Regions from separate parts of the Homo sapiens genome. Here region 1 is linked to region 2. A link is an interaction called in ENCODE POLR2A ChIA-PET data of the cell type or tissue named here. Cell type or tissue: PC-9. All regions are shown on one strand. Links, peaks and the distances in the headings refer to the core of each region. The heading gives the core; the rest is flanking DNA.

Region 1 (12,844 bases), core at 2,964-10,963, 220 kb after region 2:
ACATGAGAAATGTTACAGTGGATGCTGAGTTATGGTCTGAATTTATTTTTATCTTAGTTTAGAATATGTTTTCTCTAAAGTAGGCAAAAACTATAATTTTGCTTCCATAAGCAGTGTGGTATTAATCTCATACTATGAAACATTTCAGGTTGAAACCACACTCAGAGTTTCAGAAATGGAGGGATCTTAGAAATCATCTTGTTCAAATTCTGTATTCTTCACATTTAAGATATCGCAGGTGCCTTCTTTTTTTCTTCCTTGAGACAGAGTTTTGCTCTTGTTACCTAAGCTGGAGTGCAATGGCACAATCTTGGCTCACGGCAACCTCCGCTTCCCAGGTTCAAGCGATTCTCCTGCCTCAGCCACCCCCACACCTGGCATGCACCACCACACCTGGCTAATTTTGTATTTTTAGTAAAGACGGGGTTTCTCCCTGTTGGTCAGGCTGGTCTCGAACTCCGGACCTGAGGTGATCTGCCCACCTTGGCCTCCCAAAGTGCTGGGATTACAGACGTGAGCTACCACTCCTGGTGCGCAGGTGCCCTTAATGAGAGTTCTGGTAGGTGGGATAAGCAAGAAAGTCTAGGTCTGTCTGTTCTCAGTCTCTCTTCTCTCTTTTCTTTCTTCCTTTTTTTTTTTTGTTTGTTTTTTTGTTTGTTTGTGGATAGAGACGGGTTCTCGCCACATTGCCCAGGCTGGTCTCAAACTCCTGGGCTCAAGTGGTCCACCCACCTTGGCCTACCAAAGTGCTGAGATTATACATGTGAGCTATCAAGGCCAGCCTCTCTTCTCTTAATGTGTATAGCATTTATAGTTTGTACCCCACGCTTTAGTGCAGTAGTCATGTACTGTCTGCCTTTATTATTAATATCTCATGTTAATCTCATCTAGGAATTAGATTGGAGGTCACTGATACTATGGTTTTGATTTGTGCTGTAGCCCCTATGATACCGAATAAATACATAACCAGGCTGGGCTTGGTGGCTCATGCCAGTAATCCCAGCCCTTTGGCAAGCCGAAGTGAGTGGATCACTTGTACCTAGGAGTTTGAGACCCGCCTGGGCAGCATGGTGAAACCCCATCTCTATAAGGGGGGAATAAAATTACATAGGTGGTATGCACTAAGTACTTCAGTAAGGGCTGAAGAATAGAATCATTTGAGCCAATCAGCCATGCATTTCTTATTGTTGGAAAATTCACTCTGGTCAGCAATTAAGCTTTTCACATACTTCACATTGAAGTGAATCTAAATGAATTGTTCTAAGTAAAATAATTTTTGGAACACAAATATTTGGCTTCTGGTTATATAAGCCATCATCCTCAGACATAGATTTTAAAAATTATATTAGAGTTTATTTTAACTTGTATCAACCATAAAATAAAAAAGAGCTCAAAACATACACAGTTGGAATGAGACCTTCATTCTGAAAGCAGCAAGGAACTAGTGAAAGTTAACATTGTTCACTCGAATGGAGAATAACCTTTTTTTGCATGTTAAATTTTAGGATTTAAATGATAAATTGAGCCTCACCACTACTGCTGATCTGGGAAGAATCTGACCTAGTAAAGGTTTTCAAATGTCTTTTCCATTTCCCGTGGCTGAGGGATTCTTGGTGTCAGTGACTGAAATTATTTGGAAGTTCCTTGACTGAAATAGAATATCTCAAACCTTATTTCAAGTACCAGCCTGTGTGTTTCTGTTTTTTGTCTGGAGCATGTGAACAGAATGCATGTGTGTGAGATAATTGGGCTTTCACTAATGGCCCCCTTTCAGCAACCATGTATGGGTAAAGCTGTTCAGTTCCCTGCTCCTCCCTCTCTGAGCACGGAGCAGAATCTGTTCTGCTGAAGCTGCTGTTCCACTTTTTAGCTTGCTATATTTGTACAGCAACAGCAGGAGCAGCCCACTAGCTAGGCCGTGTGGCCACCCTTTGGCACCCGCACCGGCTCAGACCTGCTCAGGACTCAGCCAGGGCACACAGTTTGTGTTCTTACGTGCATCCATCTGTCTGTCTGTGTGCGTCTCTGTGGAGGACTGAGGTTTTCAAGTGAAAGAGGTGACTCGTTTGTCTTTGTTGTTTTGCTGTGTTCAGGTTTGTCAATTGTAAATTGTAGAGAATGCTTCAGGTTGTTAGGGATGGGGTGAGGAGACAAGATTTGTATTTAACAAAATACCGTCTTGGCGAGAGGGTACCAAACAGGGAAATGTGATGTCAGAAATGGTCTTTGGGTTCCCTTAGAAACATACCTTGTTGAAGTGGTAGTGTTTTTTTTTTCCTCTTTGTTTTGTTACAGGTCACAAAGATCAGCTCTTGGGGTGGTATTGAATTCCTTTCCTGGCACTCAAATTTTTTGACATAAAATTTGAGTATAAAAAGATGAGGCACCTCCACCCCTTTAAGAAATGATTTAGTGCACATCTTGAAAGAGTGCAGTAGGGGTTAAGTGTGTTGACTTCGCTGTCTGCCAGGAAAGGAACTGTGGGGAATGCCCTGTTGCTTTGGGCCCCACAGCAACCTATGCTGTTTGCGCTGTTTGAGTGCTTTGTAAAGTTTGGCCTTACAGAGGCCTTGTAATGCCTTTTGGTGTCATGTCTGTTTAAGGAATAGCAGAAGACATGACATGTAGACAAATTTCAGGTTATTTTCAGAAGATACTGGGTTTGTTACTGTATTTTAAAAGGATACTTTCTTGGTTTGTTATGAGATATTCTAATTAAACAGTGATGAATTCTTACTCCTGGTCAGTGTAAGTCTAAATTCAAGTTTGTTGCTTTGTTTTACAGTTTCCTTTCACTCCCCTCCCCCATCCCCTCATGAGTCATAAGCATGCAGTGTTGGGAATAGAACTTGTCAGCTGAGTGGGGATGAGACAGTTCTCTGCCCATACTATTTGTAACTGTAGTCAATGAGGAGAGGAAAGGACGTTATTAAATGCTGGAGAAACACCTTGATTGAGGCAGCTTCTTCTGTGGCTGTGTGGTATGGATGCAGAGTTCTGTGTGACTATACACTGATGTATTCTGGCTCTGAATCACTTAGGGATCTCTTCTGCACCTTGTGCATTGTAGGTTTTGGATGCTTATTTGTTTAGGGTCTAGGACCTGGTGCTTAGCCTCTCCTGGATCCTGTATATTTACTGACTTTCCAAATTCTTTTGAGTGTGGCATTATATCTGCTTCATCTTCTCTTTCTTGGCTATTCTTAGTGCCCTTCTCATTTTACTGTCCTAATGTTTTCCCATTTATACTATGAATCATTGTGCACCCTATGTAGAGCCTGTCATTGGAGATTAAAATCAGTGGCAGCTCTTTGATTTTACAGCTCAGCCTCAGTAAGTGACACTCTGATTAGCACACCTATATTCTAGCTTTCTTTTTGTTCTTGGCCTTTTTTAAAATTTATAACTTCCCTGGTCTCATTTTATTAGTTTATATTTTTCCAGTGTGTCCATTTTGAAAGCTTCATGAAAGAAATTTTTTTTTTGGTTTGATGGAAGGAATGAATAAATGTTTATACATAAATAAGTGTTCTCAGAACAAGTGGTTTGGTAATCCATAATGAAGATATACTGGACTCTAACAGGCCCAGTTGGAGGTGCAAGATCTGTCAGCCTATTGCTGCCAGAATTCTTACCTATTCACTTCCCCCTCCTGCTAGGAAATATTTTGGAATAATCTCAGGTACCCAATTTTTTTTTTAAATAAATGAAGCCTATTTTATTACTTCAAGTTTGCTTTTTTTTTTTTTTTTCTGGAGATGGAGTCTCGCTCTGTTGCCCAGGCTGGAGTGCAGTGGCACGAACTCAGCTCACTGCAGCCTCCACCTCCCAGGTTCAAGCAATTCTCCTGCCTCAGCCTCTGAGTAGCTGCGACTACAAGCGCATGCCACCACACCTGGCTAATTTTTGTATTTTAGTAGAGATGGGGTTTCACCACGTTGGCCAGGCTGGTCTCGAACTCCTGACCTCAGGTGATCCACCCACCTTGGCCTCCCAAAGTGCTGGGATTACAGGCCTGAGCCACTGTGCCTGGCGTTTTGTTGTTGTTGTTGTTGTTGTTTTAGACAGAATCTTGCTCTGTCACCAAGGCTGGAGTGCAATGGCACAATCTCAGCTCACTGCAACCTCTGCCTCCCGGGTTCTCCTGACTCAGCCTCCGTAGTAGTAGCTGGGACTTCAGACGCCCACCACCATGCCCAGCTAATTTTTGTATTTTTAGTAGAGATGGGGTTTCACCATGTTGGCCAGGCTGGTCTCCAACTCCTGATCTCGGGTGATCCACCTGCCTTGGCCTCCCAAAGTGCTGGGGTTACAGGCTTGAGCCACCATGCCCGGCCTACTTCAAGTGTTAATGATAAAAAAAATTTCAGCTGGGCAAGGTGGCTCACACCTGTAATCCTAGCACTTTGGGAGGCCGAGGCAGGCAGATCACCTGAGGTCGGGAGTTCAAGACCAGCCTGACCAACATGGAGAAACCCCGTGTCTACTAAAAATACAAAAAAATCAGCCAGGCTTGGTGGCACATGCCAGTAATCCCAGCTACTCGGGAGGCTGAGGCCGGAGAATCTCTCGAATCCGGGAGATGGAGGTTGTGATGAGCTGAGATCATGCCATTGCACTCCAGCCTGGGCAACAAGAGCAAAACCCGTGTCAAAAAAAAAAAAAAATCAGCATAGCTGTTGCATTTTAAAAAGTGAAACTACACACTATGTTTCTAGCTCAGTAAACAGATGAACCTGTTGTCTTTGAGTAACATAACCATTGAGCGTTGTACAGTACATCTTAAGATCAGGTACTTTATTTTGAAGAGATAGAATCATCATGTAACAGGCTGAAATTTTTTGGGACTCATTCTTTTCCACCATAAACACCAAGCTTGGTGCCCAGAATAATAATAGTAGCAAATGTTTATTGAGCACTTTCTATGTGTCAGGCACTATTCTAAATGCTTTACATGTATAAATTTAATTCTAACAAATATCCTGTAAGGTAGATACTGTTTGTGTAACCATTTTGTGCATGAAGAAACAGAGGTATTTATGAAGAAGTTAAACAATTTCCCCAGTTACCTGGCTAGTAAGCAGCAAAACTGGGATTAGAAAGCAGTGGTATGACTCTAGAGTCTAGGTATAGGGTACATTGTGGGTTTGTAGTAAATATTTGTCTATTTTATTAGCACACTTTGTTATTTGAGATTATTAAATTATGAATCAGTCTAACCCATTTTCATTTTAGAATTTCCTTATGAAAATAACTATATGATTTTGGTTTTGCAGATCACCATCAACTGTACTAGTTCATTTATTTTTTATTTTATTTTTTATTTTTGGAGACGGAGTCTCTCTCAGTCGCCCAGGCTGGAGTGCAGTGGCACGACGTCGGCTCACTGCAAACTCCGCCTCCCAGGTTCACGCCATTCTCCTGCCTCAGCCTCCGGAGTAGCTGGGACTACAGGCGCCCGCCACTATGCCCGGCTAATTTTTTTGTATTTTTAGTAGAGATGGGGTTTCACTGTATTAGCCAGGATGGACTCGATCTCCTAACTTCGTGATCCGCCCATCTTGGCCTCCCAGAGTGCTGGGATTACAGGCGTGAGCCACCACGCCCGGCCCTCTAGTTCATTTATTGGTGGTAAAGAACAGCAAGCCAAGTAACAAGTTTGTGAAACATCTCTAAAATTACTAGTTTATCTCCACTAGTACCAGACTATTTACTGAAGATATTGAAAGCAGAATTAATTTTAGCCTTTTTTGGGTCGGGGGGGAGCGCAGGAAGAGATTGGTTCTCACTGACCCAGGCTGGAGGGCAGTGGCACAATCTTGGCTCACCACAACCTCTGCTCCCAGGGTCAAGTGATCCTCCCACCTCAGCCTCCTGAGTGGCTGGGACCACAGGCACATGCCGCCATGCCCAGTTAATTTTTTTGTATTTTTTGGGTAGAGGTAGGGTTTTGCCATGTTGCCCAGGCTGGTCTTGAACTCCTGAGCTCAAGTGATCTGCCCACCTCGGCTTCCCAAAGTGCTGGGATTACAGGCATGAGCCACAGTGCCTGGCCTGCTTCTTTACCTCGTTCCTGCACCACACATCTTCCGGAGATGCCCTTACAAGGGGAGCATGGGAAGGTAGAACCAGCAAGTTTTGCCATATCCATAAACTTATAATCTGTGTGAGAGTGACAGGAAAACACAGAGAAGTCTGTTCAAAAGAAATGATGATGAAGGAATTATTAGTAGGCCATGTAATTCAGTGGAGGGTAGCAAAAAATGTATTGTATCATGGACAGTGTGATGAAATAGCACAAAAATTTGATTTAGACAGGGAAATAAGAATCAGCTCTCCTGAGATTTTTTAAGTCTTTCACATTTATGGTAACATTTTCCCTTAGATAGATGCTCTCCCATGTTTCTTGTTTCTAGTGCAAGTCGTATTTTCTGAACAAGACCATTAACTCCTTAAGGACAGGGATTGTGCCTTTTTTTTTGGTATCCTCTTTAGTTCTGGGTATATAGTAGATGTTTTCTAAAAATGTAGTTGCTTTTTTGATTGATAGATCTCCTGGCTTTTTTTTTTAAGAGCTTGTTTTTGTAAAAATGAAATCAAAGCACTGACAAGTTAAATTTTGTGGAACAGTTGAGTTTTTTTAGGAGTGATTTGAAGGATGTGACAGATGATTTAAGTGGGTATTTAAATGTGAGAAGCACTCCTTTTTTTTTTTTTTGAGACGGAGTCTGGCTCCGTCGCCCAGGCTGGAATGCAGTGGCACGATCTCAGCTCACTAAAAGCTGCGCCTCCTGGGTTCATGCCATTCTCCTGCCTCAGCCTCCCGAGTAGCGGGGACTACAGGCGCCCACGACCACGCCCAGCTAATTTTTATTTTCAGTAGGGGTTTCACCGTGTTAGCCAGGATGGTCTCGATCTCCTGACCTTGTGATCCACCCGCCTTGGCCTCCCAAAGTGCAAGTGCTGGGATTATAGGCGTGAGCCACCACGCCCGGCGAGAAGCACCTTTAGGAGCACAATTGCAGAGTGATGAAAGCATGATAATTGAAGTACCTTATTTATTTATTTATTTATTTATTTATTTATTTATTTATTTATTTAGAGATGGAGTCTCGCTCTGTCACACAGGCTGGAGTGCAGTGGTGTGATCTCAGCTCACTGCAACCTGTGCCTCCCTGTTCAAGTGATTCTTCTGCCCCAGCCTCCCAAGTAACTGGGATTACAGGTTCCCGCCTCCACGCCGGGCTAATTTGTTTGTATTTGTAGTAGAGATGGGGTTTCACCCCGTTGGCCAGGCTGGTCTCGAACTCTGACCTCAAGTGATCCACCTGCCTCGGCCTCCCAAAATGCTGGGATTACAGGCCAGCCAAAGTAACTTTTTTTAAAAAGTGATAATAGAATAGAATAGAATTTGTCTTAGGGCTGTGCGTCCTTTAGGGTGAATCAAGCTTTGCTGAACATGTTCCCTGATTGGCTGAAGCAGAGGTACAAAATTTGCATTTTCTGGCCTATAACCTAACTGTCTCAGGAAGTGTCTCTACAGAAGTAGTTTCTGGTTTCTCTAGTTTTATAGAATTAAGAATTTAAGAACAGAAAGAAAATAAAGTTTCCTGCTTTTCAACAGAACAGGGCAAAGCTCCTGAAACAAGACCATATGGAAGCATCCCGCATGAGTGCCCGTGTGTTTGATGGTGAGGTTGGGGCAGATGGTAAAGGCAGGGTTCTTGGCTGCTTGGTCAAGGATTTTGGAGATGATAGAAGTTAGGTGGCTAGTGCTAAGGAAAGACTGTTGTATGTTGTGTGTATTGGGCCTGTCTGCCTAAGAGGTGGAGCAGCCTCACAGAGAGGAAGGAAATTGATGTGTTTGGTAGGGTAGAGGTGGTAAGATAAGAAAAGAGGCAGGGGAGATGCAGAGTTGGAATGATAAAGCTTGCAATTGCATCTAAACCTGCCCCTGAGATAAGGGAGAGAGAGACAAGATATTACAGTGTGAGAAATAAGATTCCAGTTCCCTGGTGTCTTCTGTTCTCTAGAGCCTTCAAGTAAGATACTGCAGGGACTGTAGGGTTTTTCTGTTTAAACTTGAAGCTCTTTTGATTCCTTTTTGAGATACAAGCCAAAAGCTGTATTTATAGAACTTGTTTTGACATATTATCTCACCCTGTCCCTTGCCTTCTTTACTGGAATCCAGCTAATGTTGCACTTTGCCTTGGCAGGAAAGGTTGATTGAAGAAAATGTATAGCTATACAGCTGAGTGATTGAAATAGCTTCAGACTTTGTAAATAGGCCATACATGATGAGGTCCCAGCTGCATGAACGTTATTTGAGTTGCTGGGGTCATTTAAAATGGTGTGATGTAATTATGATATACTGCTGGATCACCTGGACAATGGCAGTTTCCACACAGAAGTTTCAGGCAAAGCAGGAAAAAAATACAAAACCAAAATGCTGTTTTGGAAAAGAGTATGAGTTGAGGTTTTTCTTTACTTTGTGCTTTATAGTTCCACGAGTTTTCCTTTTTTTAAGTGGTAGGAATGGACTTATGGGTTGCAGGGGGAAGTGGACAAGGGGATACGGTGTCTGCAGGCTAGGTTGCCATGCTCCAAAAGCTCAAGTTTTCTTTAAAAAAATTTTCAGTAGGCCGGGCACAGTGGCTCGTGCCTGTAATCCTAGCACTTCAGGTCGATCACCTAAGGTCAGGAGTTCGAGACCAGCTTGGCCAACATGGTGAAACCCCATCTCTACTAAAAATACAAAAAAGTAGCTGGGTTTGGTGGCAGGTGCCTGTAATCCCAGCTGCTCGGGAGGCTGAGGCAGTAGAATTGCTTGAACCCGGGAGGCGGAGGTTGCAGTGAGCCAATATTGCGCCATTGTACTCTAGCCTGGGCAACAAGAGCATAACTTCGTCTCAAAAAAAAAAAAATTTCTGTAGAATAGGTAACGTGTTCACATGTAAACAATTCAACCACTGTTCCACCTCTACAACTACTGTTAGCAGTTATTTCTTTATCCATCCAGAGATACTCTGTTCATATACAAGCCATGTGTAATTCCTTTCTTATTATATGAATACGTCTTGATCAGTTAGCTGCCTTATTTTCTTTAATAGCTACATAGTGTTCTGTTGTATGGTTATACTGTATTTAATAGCCTTCAATTAATGGGCATATGTTTTCAGGTTTTGCTGATGTAAACAATGTTCTTATGAATGCCCCTTTGCATACTTTGTATACATCAGATACAAGATTATTTGTAAACTATATTTCTAGAACTGGGATTGCTGAATTCAAAGGGCATGTCTTTTTTTTTTTTTTTTTTTCTCTGTTTGTTTTTTTAGACAGGCTCTCTCTCAGTTGTCCAGGCTGGAGTGCAGTGGCATGATCACAGTTCACTGCAGCCCGACCTCCTGGGCTCAAGTGATTCTCCCGCCTCAGCTTCCCAAGTAACTGGGACTACAGGCACGTGCCACCACACCCAGCTAATTTTTGAATTTTTTTGTAGAGATAAGTCTCACTATATTGCCTGGGCTGGTCTGGAACTTGTGGGCTCAAGCAGTCCTCCCAAAGTGCTGAGATTATAAGTGTGAGCCACTGTGCTCAGCTCAGTTTTCAATATTGATGAGATACTATCCCTTTTTATATTTTGCAAGTGATATTATCCATTGAAAAATACTAGTGAGCTGGGCGTGGTGGCTCATGTCTGTAATCCCAGCACTTGGGGACACTGAGGCAAGTGGATCACCTGAGGTCAGGAGTTCAAAACCAGCCTGGCCAACATGATGAAACCTTGTCTCTACTAAAAAAATATAAAAATTAGCCAGGCTTGGTGGCTTGGGCCTGTAGTCCCAGCTACTGGGGAGGCTGAGGCAGGAAAATTGCTTACAACTGGGAGGCAGAGATTGCAGTGAGCCAAGATCATGCCACTGCACTCCAGCCTAGGCGACAGAGCGAGACTCTGTCTCAAACAAAAAAAAAAAAAGAGAATATTATTAATGGAGATGGGGAGGCCTAATAATTGCAATGTCAGTCAAGCAATTACCCTAAAGAGTTGCTAGAATAAACATAGGATCTGCAATACCCGGAAGATTTAAGAAACCCTCTTGAGATGAGCTTAATTATCAGCTGTAGCAACCATTATTGCTATTATTGTTGGAGAAGAGGCAGGTTGCCTAGAGGAGGTGGAAGCAGCTGCTCGCCTTCCTTTTAAACTAAATTCGGGGGAATTTGGTGATACTAGCTAAATCTGCAAGTCATCTCTATTTTACTTTCAGTGTATTAGAGCATTACTTTCACTCACTTATTATGATCTTGACCAATTCAAAAAACATTTGTGGTCCATGGGCCATTCAGTCCTTTTCTCTCTCTCTTTTTATTTTTATTTTTTATTTTGAGACAGAGTCTTGCTCTGTCACCCAGGCTGGAGTGCAGTGACATGATTTCAGTTCACCTCCTGGGTTCAAGCAATTCTTCCTGCCGTAGCCTCCCAAGTAGCTGGGATTACAGGCGCCTGCCACCATGCCCAGCTAATTTTTGTATTTTTAGTAGAGATAGGGTTTCACCATGTTGAACCCGGGAGGCAGAGGTTGCAGGGAGCCAAGATTGCACCACTACCCTCTAGCCTGGGTGACAGAGCAAGACTCTATCTAAAAAAAAATAAATAAGTAAATAATAAAGAGAGGCAAAGTAATATTTTGAGTTTCCCAATAAAAGGCATTTTACAAGCTGCCTTATTTTACCAAATACAGCACTGTGACTCAAGAAAGTCCAAGTCCCAGTGGTTGGTTGTGGAACCCAGGTCTCTTAATCCCTTATCTTCCCTTTAGTTCCTTCATCTGAAAAATGGGAATGAAAATGCTGAAGAATCTCCTTTGAGCACTCAGAAAAATAATTATAGTCCTTTCCAAAGGTTATGTGTTATAATGACTCCGCAAGAGACATCAAGATTATAAGGTGATTTTAAAAGTCGCTCTGACAGGGCTTGAGAAAAAAATTAGTCACATTCTGCCTACATGGTACTAACATATGGTGCAGCCCTGATGAGCTGCACAAGTGGGCTGAAATCAAAATGCAGTTGGAAAGAGGAGCAGTAGTGACTCACTAGATAAGACAGATTTGGCCTCATGGCAGGGCAGTGAAACTAAGAAGGAACTGTGGTCTTAGAACATGCCAGATTTGAGCAAGTGATCATGAATATTATGGAAAGGTTGAATGACTGAGCCTTTGGGTTTGAATTAGGTACTTTGTCTGGTGTCACAGTCCTTGGAGCGAGCACCCTCCCTCGGTGGGTTCAGAGCTCCCACTCCCTCCACCTCCCTCACTTCTGTGTATTACTTCTGTGTATCATTCCCTGTGCCTTTGAAGGTAGAAGCCACCAGGCAAATACTTAACACTGGTGTGCCTGGAACATTGGGTTCAAACTGCAATGATAGGTAGAAGCGTTAGTAATTCTGCCCAGAGAAAGCTGTGCATTAGCTTAGCTACCATATGTAAATTGCTACTGCTGCATCCAGCAATTTGTTGTCCATTGTTGACAGTACTGCCATGGTAAAGAAACAGGAACTATAGAAAGAATTAGATTCCTCCTCCCACCTCCCAGCTCTCACCACAGTAGGAAGCTGTTTGGGGAGCAGAGAGGAAATACGGGGGATTTGAGAGTTACACCCAGTGTGTGGGCATTTGGGGAGGAAATAGGAAAAGAGATTTTTTAAATTATTTTATTTTTTGAAACAAGGTCTTGCTCTGTCAGCCAGACTGGAGTGCAGTGGCACGATCATGGCTCACTGCAGCCTCAAATTTCTGGACTCAAGCAATCTTCCTACCTCAGCATCCAAATTAGGGCTACAGGCGTGCACTGCCATGCCTGTCTGATTTTTTTTTTTTTTTTTTTTGTAGAGATAGGGTCTTGCTATGTTGCCGAGGCTGGTCTCAAACTCCTGGGTGCTAGAGATGTTCCTGCCTTGGCCTCCCAAAGTGCTGGGATTACAGGCATGAGCCATCATGCCTGGCCAAAAAGAGATTTTTAAAAATGTTTTTTGCATGCTCTGTTTGCCTCATCTGAGTGCCTCTAAAATAGGGTGTCTCTCAGGTGAGACGACCTCTGGTTTAGGTGCTTATATACTCATGGAAAGATCATATAACTAAATGGGAGGTGAGCTAGATTAGGGAGGTAGTTCTATTTATTGGTTGTGAATATGCAAGGATGCTATTGGCAGAGTCAAGCTTTAGGCCATTTGTGGCTCTGATCCTTTAATAATGGCTGCTTACGAGAAAATGTTTATCATTGTTAGGTGCAAAAAAGTAGGTTGTGCAGTATTATACTTAGTATAATATTGAATTTGAAAATTCTGTGTATTTGAGGCCAGACATGGTGGCTCATGCCTGTAATCCCAGTACTTTGGGAGGCCAAGGTGAGCCCATCACTTGAGGTCAGGAGTTCCAGCCTGGCCAACATGTCGAAACCCTGTCTGTACTAAAAAATACAAAAATTAGCTGGGTGTGGTGGTGCACGCCTGTAGTCCCAGCTACTTGGGAGGCTGAGGCAGGAGAATTGCTTGAACCCGGGAGGCAGAGGCTGCAGTGAGCTGAGATCATGCCACTGCACTCCAGCCTGGACAACAGAACAAGACTCCATCTGGGGGGAAAAAAAAAAGGAAAATTTTGTGTATTTGAGTGTTTGTACATTTTATTGTATGCATGGAAGAAATCCTGGTAGAAGATAAACCAAAATATGGTTGTAAGTATAATTAATTAAAGTTGGGGAAATGGAAAAATTAAAACAGGAAGGAATACTTATGAAATATTTTGTTTAAAAAAAAAAAAAGAGGGTGGCCGGGCGCAGTGGCTC
Region 2 (12,844 bases), core at 2,360-10,359:
TAGGACTATGATGCCCACCCGAGCCTCAAACCAGCAAGTTTTTTATTAAGGGTTTCAAAAGGGGAGGAGGTGTAAGAACAGGGAGTAGATCATGTGCTTCAAAGGGCAAAAAGGTACTGATAAGGGTCTATGTTCAGCGGTGCACATGTTGTCTTGATAAACATCTTAAACAACAGAAAACAGGGTTCAAGAGCAGAGAATCAGTCTGACCACAGACTTACCAGGGCCGGGTTTTTCCCCACCCTAATAAGCCTGAGGGTACTTCAGGAGACCAGGGCGTATCTCAGTCCTTATCTCAACCGCATAGGACAGACATTCCCAGAGCGGCAGTTTATAGACCTACCCCCAGGAATGCATTCCTTCCCCAGGATATTAATATTAATATTCCTTGCTAGGAAAAGAATTTAGCGATATCTTCCCTACTTGCATGTCCATTTATGGGCTCTATGCAAGAAGAAAAATATGGCTCTTTTTGCCTGACCCTGCAGGCAGTGAGACCTTATGGTTTTCTTCCCTTGTTCCCTAAAAATCACTGTTACTCTGTTCTTTTTCAAGGTGCACTGATTTCATACTGTTCAAACACGTTTTACAATCAATTTGTACAGTTAACACAATTATCACAGTGGTCCTGAGGTGATGTACATCCTCAGCTTACTAAGATAACAGGATTAAGAGATTAAAGTAAGAAAGGCATAAGAAATTGTAAAAGTGTTATTTGGGAATTGATAAATGTCCATATTAAAATGAAATCTTCACAATTTATGTTCCTCTGCCATGGCTTCAGCTGGTCCTTCCATTCAGGATCCCTGACTTCCCACAACAGGTAGTTGATAATCAATAAAGAGACTTGACATTACTCAGACTTATACAAATGGGTACCAGAAAAAAACCAGAAAGAATGAATAAGACCTACTATTTGATAGCACAGTAGGGTGACTAGTCAATAATAACTGTATATTATAAAATAACTTTAAAGAATGAAGTTGGATTATTTGTAACTCAAAGGATAAATGCTTGAGGGGATGGTTATCCCATTCTCCATGATGTGCTTATTTCACATTGCATACCTGTGTCAAAACATCTCATGTATCCCATAAATATATACACTTACTATGTACCCACAAAAAAATGGGCAAAATTAAAAAATAAAAATAGAGTGAGTAGGCCGAGTGCAGTGGCTCATGCCTGTAATCCCAGGACTTTGGGAGGCTGAGCAGGAGATCACTTGAGCCCAGAAGTTGAGACCAATGTGAGCAACATACCCAGATATCATCTCTTACTAGAAAAAAAAAGTATGATGACATGTGCCTGTAGTTCCAGCTACTTGGAAGGGTGAGGTGGGAGGATTGCTTGAGCTCAGAAGGTTGTAGCTACAGCGAGCCATGATCATGCCACTGCACTCCAACCTGGGCAACAGAGGGAGAGCCTGTCTCCAAAAAAAAAAAAGTGCTTTCTGTTCTCAAAGAATTTAAATTTCAACAACATAGTCTTGTTTATTATTCTGATTATACATATTAATAAGCAGTTAATGACACTAACTTAATTGTCATGTTCTTTGTAGGCAGAGTTGCGAGCCTTGGAGGAAGGAGATGGTAGTGTGTCAGGGTCTAGTCCACGTTCTGATATCAGCCAGCCAGCATCTCAAGATGGAATGCGTAGGCTTATGTCTAAAAGAGGAAAATGGAAGATGTTTGTTCGAGCTACCAGTCCAGAATCTACCAGTAGGAGTTCTAGTAAAACTGGACGAGATACTCCAGAAAATGGAGAAACTGGTAATTTGTGCTTCACATTAAACTTCAGAGTTGAAAGATATAGAGGGGAAGGAAACTCTTGTCTTTTTTTGTTTCCTCTTCAACAAAACAGGAGATTGTACTTTTACTCTTTGGGAGAAGTGCTGGGAAGGAAGCTTCCATCCACCTCTCTACCTTTTCCAGATCTTTTTCTAGTAGAGGAGTAAGAGCCTGAGAGGCTGACACCCACTGGATGGTGGTGTATTCAGAGTCCAGTCCCATTTCTTCTCTCTGTCTACGTTGCCCAGCCTCTGTGTGGGTGGGTAGAGAGTTTGATTGTGTCATGAGGACCCAAGTTGTCTTCATTCAGGTAATAAGGACCTTATCATTCATTCATGGTAAGGTCGAAGAGCTCCTGCTGCATTTTTTAATCTATTTTCAGAGATCCCTGGATGAAGCTAATATTTTAATCTCCATTTGGCCCTAATTATTTTTTTTTCTTTTCCTTTTTGAGACGGAGGTCTCACTCTGTCACCCAGGCTGGAGTACAAAGGCATGATCTTGGCTCACTGCAACCTCCGCCTCCCAGATTCAAGCAATTCTCTTACCTCAGCCTCCCGAGTAGCTGGGATTATAGGTGCCTGCCACCGCGCCTGGCTATTTTTTGTATTTTTAGTAGAGACGGAGTTTCGCCATGTTGGCCAGGCTGATCTCGAACTCCTGATCTCAGTTGATCCGCCCGCCTCCCAAAGTGCTGGGATTACAGGCGTGAGCCACCGCTTTCAGCTGTGGCCCTAATTCTGTAGTGGAAAGTCAGCAGTAAGATAAGGACGCCAAACCTTAGTTGAGTACACCTAGAAGAAAATACTTTTATGGATCGTGGTTCAAAAACAGCCCAGTGCTGCTTCACAGGAAACTGAGGCAGAAGGATCCCTGGACCCTAGGAGTTCCAGGCTAGCTGGGCAACATAGCAAGACCCTTGTTTCTTGATAAAAGAAAAAAAAGAAACAAAGAACCAAACAAAAAAAAAACAACAATACAGGTGTTAAATAAAGAAAGACATCCTTGTTTGAATTTTTTCTTTTCTTTTTATTTATATTTTTTGAGACGGAGTTTCACTCTTGTTGCCCAGGCTGGAGTGCAATGGTGCAGTCTTGGCTCACTGCAACCTGTGCCTCCTGGGTTCAAGTGATTCTGCTGCCTCAGCCTCCTGAGTAGCTGGGATTACAGGCGCCCGTCACCACGCCCAGCTAATTTTTTGTATTTTTCAGTAGAGATGGGGTTTCACCATGTTGGCAAGGCTGGTCTCGAACTCCTGACCTCAGGTGACCTGCCCACCTTAGCCTTGCAAGGTGCTGGGATTACAGGCATGAGCCAGCACCCCTAGCCTGAATTTTTTCTTTTCAGTTGGCAGTTCGAAATAACATAAAGGAAAATTCTGTAAATCCTCTTTATCTTTTCATTATTCTCATTCCCTACCCCGTGGTCCTTTTTTTTTTTTTTTTTTTTTTTTTTTTGAGACGGAGTCTTGCTCTGTCCCCCAGCCTGGAGTGCAGTGGTACGATCTCTGCTCACTGGAACCTCCACCTCCCGGGGTCAAGCAATTCTCTGCCTCAGCCTCCTGAGTAGCTGGGATTACAGGCGCCTGCTACCATGCCCAGCTAGTTTTTGTGTTGTTAGTGGAAATGGGATTTCACCATGTTGGCCAGGCTGGTCTCAAACATCTGATCTTAGGTGATCTGCCCACCTTGGCCTCCCAAAGCAGTGGGAGTACAGGCATGTAATCCCAGCTGTGCCCAGCTATTTTCTCTGTCCTTTATAAACATATATCCTTCCAGACCATGTTCTTTATATACGTTTACAGTTAGGTATGTATGAGTGTGTTTATGTGTATATATGTAAATTTTACCATATATGAGAGCATATAGATTATTAGGCAACATACAGTTTTCACTTAACAACGTGCCTTAAAAATTATTGTTCATTGGTTAAAACTGAGTGGTGTAGATGTGCGTATTTAACTCTGCCCACTGTTGATGGACATTTAAATTGTGTCCATGTTTCACTAAAAAAAATTGCTGCATTTGTGCTATGAAAAAAAACCCTATAGAGCACTCAAATGTCCATTAGAGGTATCATAGATAAATTGTGGTGCATTCTTTATTTTTTTATTTTTTTTTGAGACGGAGTCTTACTCTGTCGCCCAGGCTGGAGTGCAGTGGATGATCTTAGCTCACTGCAACCTCCACCCTCCGAGTTCAAGCGATTCCCCGGCCTCAGCCGCCCGAGTAGCTGGGATTACAGGCGCCTGCCACTGCGCCTGACTAATTTTTGTATTTTTAGTAGAGATGGGGTTTCACCATCTTGGCCAGGCTGTTCTTGAACTCCTGACCTTGTGATCCACCCGCCTCAGCCTCCCAAAGTGCTGGGATTACAGGCGTGAGCCACTGCGACCAGCCCTGTGGTATATTCTTAGAAAGGAATACTAAGCAGCAGTGACAAAGTGAACATACCATAGTTATGTGCATCAATGTGGCTTAATCATAGAAACAATAATATTTACTTTCGGAGGGCAAAGCGGAAAGATCATTTGAGGCCAGGAGTCAAGACCAGCCTGGACAATATAGCAAGACACTGTCTCTAAAATGTTTTTTAAAAATTAGCCAGTGTGGTGGCACACGGATATAATCCCAGCTACTCAGGATGTTGAGGGAGGAAGATAGCTTGAGCCCAGGAGTTCGAGGCTGCAGTGAGCTATGATTACACCACTACAGTCCATCCTGAGTGACAGAGCAAGACCCTGCCTCAAAAGAAAAAGAAAAACAGACTGGCGCACGGTGGCTCACGCCTGTAATCCCAGCACTTTGGGAGGCCATGGTGGGTGGATCACCTGAGGTCAGGAGTTCGAGACCAGCCTGGCCAACATGGTGAGACCCCGTCTCTACCAAAACTGCAAAATAGGCTGGGCGTGGCGGCTACTTGGGAGACTGAGGTAGGAGAATCTCTTGAACTGGGGAGGTGGAGGTTGTGGTGAGCTGAGATGGCACCACTGCACTCCAGCCTGGGCAATAGAATGAGACTCCATCACACACACAAAAAAAATGTGGCTGGGTGCAGTGGCTCATGCCTGTAATCCCAGCACTTTGGGAGGCCGTGGCAGGTGGATCACGAGGTCAGGAGATCGAGACCATCTTGGCCAACATGGTGAAACCCCGTCTCTACTAAAAATACAAAATTATCTGCACCTGGTGGTGCTCGCCTGTAATCCCAGCTACTTGGGAGACTGAGGCAGGAAATCACCTGAACCCAGGAGGCGGAAGTTGGAGTGAGCCGAGTTTGTGCCACTGCACTTCAGCCTAAGCGACAGAGTGAGACTGTCTCGGGGAAAAAAAAAACAAATACATATGTATGTTGTGCTTAAAGATCTGTCCATGAGGAAGCTAAAGGAACATAATGACTGGCACCATGAGGGTAGAGGTCATATCTGGTGTGGCTGTGATGGCAGAGAAACCTGGGAAGACTCAATATTAACATGTTAATATTTTGATATTTTAATAAGCCATGTTATATTTACTTTTTTTTTGAGACGGGGTCTCACTCTGTCACCCAGGCTGGACTGCAGTGTCACGATCGTGGCTCACTGCAACTTCCACCTCCCGGGTACAAGCAGTTCTATCTCAGCCTCCCGAGTAGCTGGGATTACAGGCGCACGCCACCTTGCGCAGCTAATTTTTGTATTTTTAGTACAGACAGGGTTTTATCATGTTGGCCAGGCTAATCTCGAACTCCCGACCTCAGGTGATCCGCCCGTCTCTGCCTCCCAAAGTGCTTGGATTACAGGCGTGAGACACTGCGCCTGACCAATTTACTTGAATTTTTGTTTCTTTTAAGAGAGAGGATGTTGGCCTGGCTCACGCCTATAATCCAAGCACTTTGGGAGACCGAGACAGACGGATCACCCGAGATTGAGAGTTCGAGACCAGCCTGACCAACGTGGAGAAACCCTGTCTCTACTAAACAAACAAACAAACAAACAAAAATACATAAAACTAGCCGGGCGTGGTGGCGCATGCCTGTAATCCCAGCTACTCGGGAGGCTGAGGCAGGAGAATCGCTTGAACCTGGGAGATGGAGGTTGTGGTGAGCCAACATCGCACCATTGCACTCCAGGCTGGGCAACAAGAGCAAAACTCCCATCTCAAAAGAAAAAGGAGACAGATTTTACTCTGTCATCCAGGCCGAATATAGTTGACATAATCATAATGCAGCTTTGAATTCATGGGCTCAATTGATGCTCCTGCCTCGCTCCCCCAAAGTGCTGGAATTATAGGCTTGTGCCACCTCACTGAGCTAATTTTATTCTTTATATTATATGCATTTGTTAACCTGTTTCACAATAAATAATACTGTGGTAACATCCTGATGAATATATTTTATGTACATTCTAGTTTCACAGCAGTAAAGATTCCTAGTGGTATATTGCCAGGTCAAAGGGGTGTGTGCATTCTAATTTAATAGAGCCTGTGTACTTGCCCTCCAAAACATTCTAGTCTTTAACTCTAGCCATCCTTAAAATTGTTAAATTCTTGGACCTGCCACCAGATAGAAGACTTTTAATATATAATGGCATTAAAAATTAATAAATGGGATTAGTGGGAAGATTTTGTTTCAGACAATTTGATAATAAAGAGGGAATATTAACGATCAGGTAAAAGGAGAGCCAGGCTATTATATTATAAGGTTAAGGACTTAATAAAAAGTTTTAGGCCGGATGCAATAGCTCAGCTTTAATCCCAGCATTCTGGGAGGCTGAGGCATGGGGATTACTTGAGTTCAGGAGTTCGAGACCAAACTGGGCAACATAGTGAGACTTTGTCTCTACTAAAAAACAAAAAATGAGGCTGGAGGAGGTCAAGACTGCAATAAGCTGTGATCATACCACTATACTCCCACCTGGGCAACAGAGTAAGACCGTGCCTCAAAAAAAAAAAGCCAGGCGCCGTGCCTCACATCTGTAATCCCAGCGGTTTGGGAGGCTGAGGTGGACAAATCACTTGAGGCCAGGAGTTTGAAACCAGCCAGGCCAACATGGCAAAACCCTGTCTCTACTAAAAAAAAAAAAAAAAAAAAAAAAAAAAAAAAAAAAATTACCTGGGCATGGTGGCAAACACCTGAAGCCCCAGCTACTTGGAAGGCTGAGGCAGGAGAATTGCTTGAACCCAGGAGGTTGAGATTGCAATGAGCCGAGATAGCTCCACTGTTCTCCAGCCTGGGCGACAAAGATTCCATCTCAAAAAAAAAAGTTTAAAATATTAAAAGCTATTTAAAGTTACATTTTTACTTTTAATCCTGAAGATGAAGGATTACCCAAAGTCACGGTTTTCACATTTGAGGTATTTTTGGCTTTTTAAAAAATTATGATGATTTTTTAGACGGAGTTTTGCTCTTGTTGCCCAGACTGGACTGCAATGGTGCAATCTCGGCTCACTGCAACCTCCACCTCCCAGGTTCAAGCGATTCTCCTGCCTCGGCCCCCTGAGTAGCTGGGATTACAGGCGCCCAGCACCACACCCAGCTAATTTTTTGTATTTTTAGTAGAGGCAGGGTTTCACCGTGTTGGCCAGGCTGGTCTTGAACTGACCTCAGGTGATCCACCTTCCTCGGCCTCCCAAAGTGCTGGGATTACAGGCGTGAGGCACCATGCCCGGCCATTTTTGGCTTTTTAACTGGCAGTCATTCAGACTGTGTGAATTAGTTTGAGTATGCAGGTGTTGGAAAGCAAAGATAAAAGAGTTCATATTGTGTGCTCCGTTTTAAGTTGGTAGACCTCTTCTCTTTTGGAGATTCCCATTACCAATAGCACCAACTAAGTAGGTGGATTCAATATAGATGTCTGTAGGTCTTCACCAGTTCAGGAAGGAAGTTACCAGATGGTTTGAAAATAATGATGCATGCCGGGCGTGGTGGCTAACGCCTGTAATGCCAGCACTTTGAGAGGCCTAGCCGGGCGGATCACCAGTCAGGAGTTCGAGACTAGCCTGATTAACATGGTGAAACCCCATCTCTACTAAAAATACAAAAGTAGCCAGGCTTGGTGGCACATGCCTGTAATCCCAGTTACTTGGGAGGCTGAGGTAGGAGAATCACTTGAACCTGGGAGGTAAAGGTTGCAATGAGCTAAGATCACGCCACTGTACTCCAGCCTGGGCAACAAGAGCGAAACTCCATCTCAGAAAAAAAAAAAATTATGATGCAGCCTGGGTGCAGTGGCTTACACCTATAATCCCAGCACATTGGGAGGCTGAGGCAGGCAGATTGCGTGAGTCCAGGAGTTTGAGACCAGCCTGGGCAACATGGTGAAACCCCATCTCTACTAAAAATACAAAAACTAGCTGAACACGGTGGCACCTGCCTGTAGTCCCAGCTACTTGGGAGGCTGAGGTGGGAGGATCCGTTGAGCCTAGGAGGTTGAGGCTGCAGTGAGCCGAGATCATGCCACTGCACTCCAGCCTGGGCGACAGAATGAGACCCTGTCTCTAAAAAATAATAATGCTAATAATGTTGCTCTTTTGAGCACCTTCCCCTGCAACTTGTTAAAGAATTCTTACATACTCAGGTTTGCTGTCTAGCTATTATAAGTAATTGAAGCAGTGGTATTCTGGAAGAGAAGATTAGAAAAGATGTTAAGGAGAAGGGGAAAGCAGAAACTTAAGGGTAATTTGATAGGCTAAAGTAAATTTTACTTATAGATGTATTTTAAGAAAGTTGATTATAAAGGATTTTTATTTTATTTATTTATTTTTTGAGATGGAGTCTCACTCTGTCACCCAGGCTGGAGTACAGTGGCGCAATCTCGGCTCACTGCAACCTCCGCCTCTCGGGTTCAAGCATATCTCCTGCCTCAGTTGGGACTACAGGCACATGCCACCATGCGTGGCTAATTTTTTGTATTTTTAGTAGAGACGGTTCTACTGTGTTAGCCAAGATGGTCTCGATCTCCTGACCTCGTGATCTTTTCACCTCCAAATGCCAAAGTGGTGGGATTACAGGCATGAGCCACTGTGCCCGGCCCTGAATTGTTTTTGGGTTATATAGACAGTAGGCTGACATGTTTGAAGAGTTTTAACAAGTAAGTAAAACAGGCAAGAGAGAAAGAACTAATAATCTTTTGCAGATATCTGCTATGGGGGAAAAGGTATATAGTGTTCTATAAGTATTGGTACTTTGGTTTAATTTTACATGTTTTTTTTACAGCAATTGGTGCTGAAAATTCAGAAAAAATAGATGAGAATTCAGATAAAGAGATGGAAGTAGAAGAATCTCCAGAGAAAATAAAAGTACAGACAACACCAAAAGTAGAAGAAGAACAGGATTTGAAAGTATGTATATTACTTAATGCAACTTGACAAATTTTTATTATTATTATCATTATTTTGAGACGGAGTCTTGCTCTGTCACCCAGGCTGGAGTGCAGTGGCACGATCTCAGCTCACTGCAACCTCTGCCTGCCTCCTGGGTTCAAGCCATTCTCCTGCTTCAGCCTCCCCAGTAGCTGGGATTACAGGCACGCACCTCAACTCCCAGCTAATTTTTGTATTTTTAGTAGAAACGGGGTTTCACCATGTTGGCCAGGCCGGTCTCGAACTCCTGGCGTTCATGATTCCCCCACCTTGGCCTCCCAAAGTGCTGGGATTACAGGCGTCAGCCACTGCGCCCGGCCCGCCAAATTTTTTTTTTTTTTCTTTTTTTTTCCCAAGAGAGAGTGTTGCTCTGCCATCCAGGCTGGAGTGCCGTGGCCCGATCTTGGCTCACTGCAACCTCTGCCTCCCACGTTCAAGCACTTCTCCTGCCTCAGCCTCCCAAGTAGCTGAGATTACAGGCACCCACCACTACGCCTGGCAAGTGTTTTTTTTTTGTGAGTCGGAGTCTCGCTCTGTTTCCCAGGCTGGAGTGCAGTGGCATGATCTCGGCTCACTGCAAGCTCCGCCTCCTGGGTTCACACCATTCTCCTGCCTCAGCCTCCCGAGTAGCTGGGACTACAGGTGCCCGCCACCACGCCTGGCTAATTTTTTTATTTTTAGTAGAGATGGGGTTTCACCGTGTTAACCAGGATGGTCTCGATCTCCTGACCTCGTGATACACCTGCCTCGGCCTCCCAAAGTGCTGGGATTACAGGCATGAGCCACCGCACCGGGCCCCATTTTTTTTTAATGCCATTTATTAAACTGCTTTCTGTTAACAAGTAGTAAAAATAATCTTTACTGTTTCCAAACCTAAATTGTTTACTTGGTTAGGTGAAAAGATCATATTTAAGTCTGAAATAATTAAGGCTGACTTGATACTGAGAAATTATCTAAAATTCTAACTGCTCAATTGCTTTCTTCAAATTAAGCCTCTTGTTTGAGAAGCAGTAGCTTATAGGCTTCTCTAGTTTGGGAGAAAAGTCACAGATTTAATTCCTGTGTGAAATACTTGTCTTTACACAAAGGCAAATTTAGTTTGAATTGCATTTCTAACCTAATCTCATGGGAGAGTTAGACCAAATAAGTATTAGCTATTTAAGGGTGGTCTGTTGGAAAAACCACTTAACATATTCTTTTGACTTGAAAGAGTATCCAGTTACTAGTTAGGGAACAACCAAGTAGAAGGGACTGGAATAATTAATTTTGTTTCAGGCTTCAGCAGGTGGCTAATATAAGCAATTAATGGATAAATGGCAATTTGACAATATTGGTATTTATATCATTCAGGATCTATTTTTTCCAGCTTTGTTGAGCTGTAGTTGACTATACATATATCTTGCATGTACTATGTCATAATTTGTTATATGTATATATTATGATATGATTATCACAAACCAGGTAAAGTAACTTACATATCACGTTACCTTGGAGAGTTGTCTTGTGTTTGTATGTGGGGATGATACATCAGATCTATACTCTTAACAAATTTCAGGTATTGTTAACTGTAGTCACCATGCTGTGCTTTAGATTTCCTTTTTTTTTGGGGGGGGGGGTGTTGGGGTGATGGAGTCTTGCTCTGTCACCAGGCTGGATTGCAGTGGCACAATCTTGGCTCACTGCAACCTCCACCTCCCAGGTTCAAGCAATTCTTCTGCCTCAGCCTCCCGAGTAGCTGGGACTACAGGTGTGCACCACCATCCTCACCTAATTTTTGTATTTTTAGTAGAGGTGGGGTTTCACGATGTTGGCGAGGATGGTCTCTATCTATTGACCTTGTGATCCACCTGCCTCAGCCTCCCAAAGTGCTGGGATTACAGGTGTGAGCCACCACACCCAGCCCCAAAATTTATTTTATAACTGAAAGTTTGTATTCTTTGACCAACATCTCCCCATATTCCCCTGTCTCCAGCCCCTAGCAACCACCATTCTAATTCTACTCTTTGAGTTTAGCTTTTCAATATTGGGATCCATTTGCAACTATTGAATTCCATGTTGTATTAGAATGCATTATGATGGGCTGGGCACAGTGGCTCACATCTGTAATCTCAGCACTTTGGGAGACTAAGGCAGGAGGCTGACTTGAGACCAGGAGTTCAGGAGCATCCTGGGCAATAGCAAGACCTTTGTCTGAAACAAAATAATTGTTTTGAATAATTTTTAAAATGCATTGTGATTATGTAGATATGCATTTGATTCCTGTCATTATTTGTCACTTTGTTATGTGTATTATGTTACTATAAATTAGAATTTTATATTCTGGATAACTAAATACAGCTGTTTGGGGAAGGCTGTTTATAGGCAGACCCATATTTCTAATATCTATAAGAATAAATGAAGGATTGTACATAATACAGAAAATGTTACGGATTCTAGTTTTACTTTTTTTCTTTTTTGCATTGTAGTTTCAGATTGGAGAACTGGCAAATACCCTGACAAGTAAATTCGAGTTTCTAGGCATTAATAGACAATCCATCTCCAACTTTCATGTGCTGCTCTTACAGACTGAGGTAAGTCTTTTTTTTTTTTTTTTTGGCATAAACAGTTAAGTGTTTGAATGAAATGCTGTATGTGTTAACGATTCTGTCTTGCTTACATTTTAAGCCTAAATTTAAATTTTTAACCTTGAAGAATATTTGAGCCGACAATCCAGGAAATAAAACTGTGTTAACCAAAGCACAGTAAATAGACTTTTTTCTCACAAATTAAAATTATATTATCATGGTCAGATGAGGCCATGTAATGTTGAAGGTACTTTGTAAGTGTTAAAGCATTATAAGTCTGTTTAAAGAGAAAAGTTGAGTCCTATTTGTAACCTGCATACTTTACAAAATGGCAGGGCAGGATTAGGTAAGGAGCTCCTGTAGGAAGCTGACTGATTTTCTTAAGAACTGAACCCTTGGCCAGGCACGGTGGCTCACACCTGTAATCCCAGCACTTTGGGAGGCCGGGGCAGGTAGATCACCAAGGTCAGGAGTTCGAGACCAGCCTGACCAACATGGTGAAACTCCATCTCTACTAAAAATACAAAATTAGCCGGGCGTGGTGGCACATGCCTGTAATCCCAGCTACTCGGGAAGCTGAGGCAGGAGAATCGCTTGAACCCAGGAGGTGAAGGTTGCGAGCAGAGATTGCTCCACTGTACTCTAGCCTGGGCAACAGAGCCAGAGTCCGAGTCCGTCTCTAAAAAAAAAAAAGAACTGAATCCTTAACTGTGATTACTAACAGTACTGGAATAAGTGAACTATCTCCCAAAAAAAGTAAAACTACTGGGGAAACCAATCTTAATAAGTCCAAAAGGGAAGACAAAACTACTACTACTCATTTTCACACATATTGGAGAGTTGGTAGTGTTAAAATATACTGGAGCCCAATTTCATTTTTCAGAACTCTGCTGCGTACTTGGGATGTTTTTTGAGACGGAGTTTCACTCTTGTCGCCCAGGCTGGAGTGCAATGGCATGATCTCGGCTCACCACAACCTCCGCCTCCCGGGTTCAGTTGATTCTCCTGCCTCAGCCTCTCGAGTAGCTGGGATTACAGGCGCCTGCCACCAAGCCCAGCTAATTTTTGTATTTTTAGTACAGACAGGGTCTCACCTTGTTGGCCAGGCTGGTCTTGAACTCCTGACCTCAGGTGATCCACCCGCCTCAGC

What was found. Peaks named below come from ENCODE experiments on the same cell type or tissue, not always from the same donor. Only the 100,000 strongest peaks of a DNase experiment are listed, where the experiment ranks them.
Region 1: POLR2A ChIA-PET joins it to region 2 with 18 read pairs; 2 of 35 experiments call an interaction of 5 or more read pairs at or near these places.

What each region holds. Positions count from the first base shown.
Region 1 is chr11:47,513,737-47,526,580 of GRCh38, reverse strand. All of the region lies in intron 1 of CELF1 (CUGBP Elav-like family member 1), which reads left to right. Among named protein-coding and RNA genes, the nearest start is that of CELF1, 33 kb to the left of the region's middle. RefSeq lists a silencer at 1,684-1,743. In PC-9, for the core only: no CTCF peak of the experiment used is centred there; no DNase peak of the experiment used is centred there; H3K27ac peaks cover 3,951 bases.
Region 2 is chr11:47,732,881-47,745,724 of GRCh38, reverse strand. FNBP4 (formin binding protein 4) reads left to right here. Exons shown (of 17, transcript NM_015308.5): 8 at 1,562-1,772; 9 at 8,985-9,109; 10 at 11,596-11,700. Among named protein-coding and RNA genes, the nearest start is that of AGBL2, 24 kb to the right of the region's middle. In PC-9, for the core only: no CTCF peak of the experiment used is centred there; no DNase peak of the experiment used is centred there.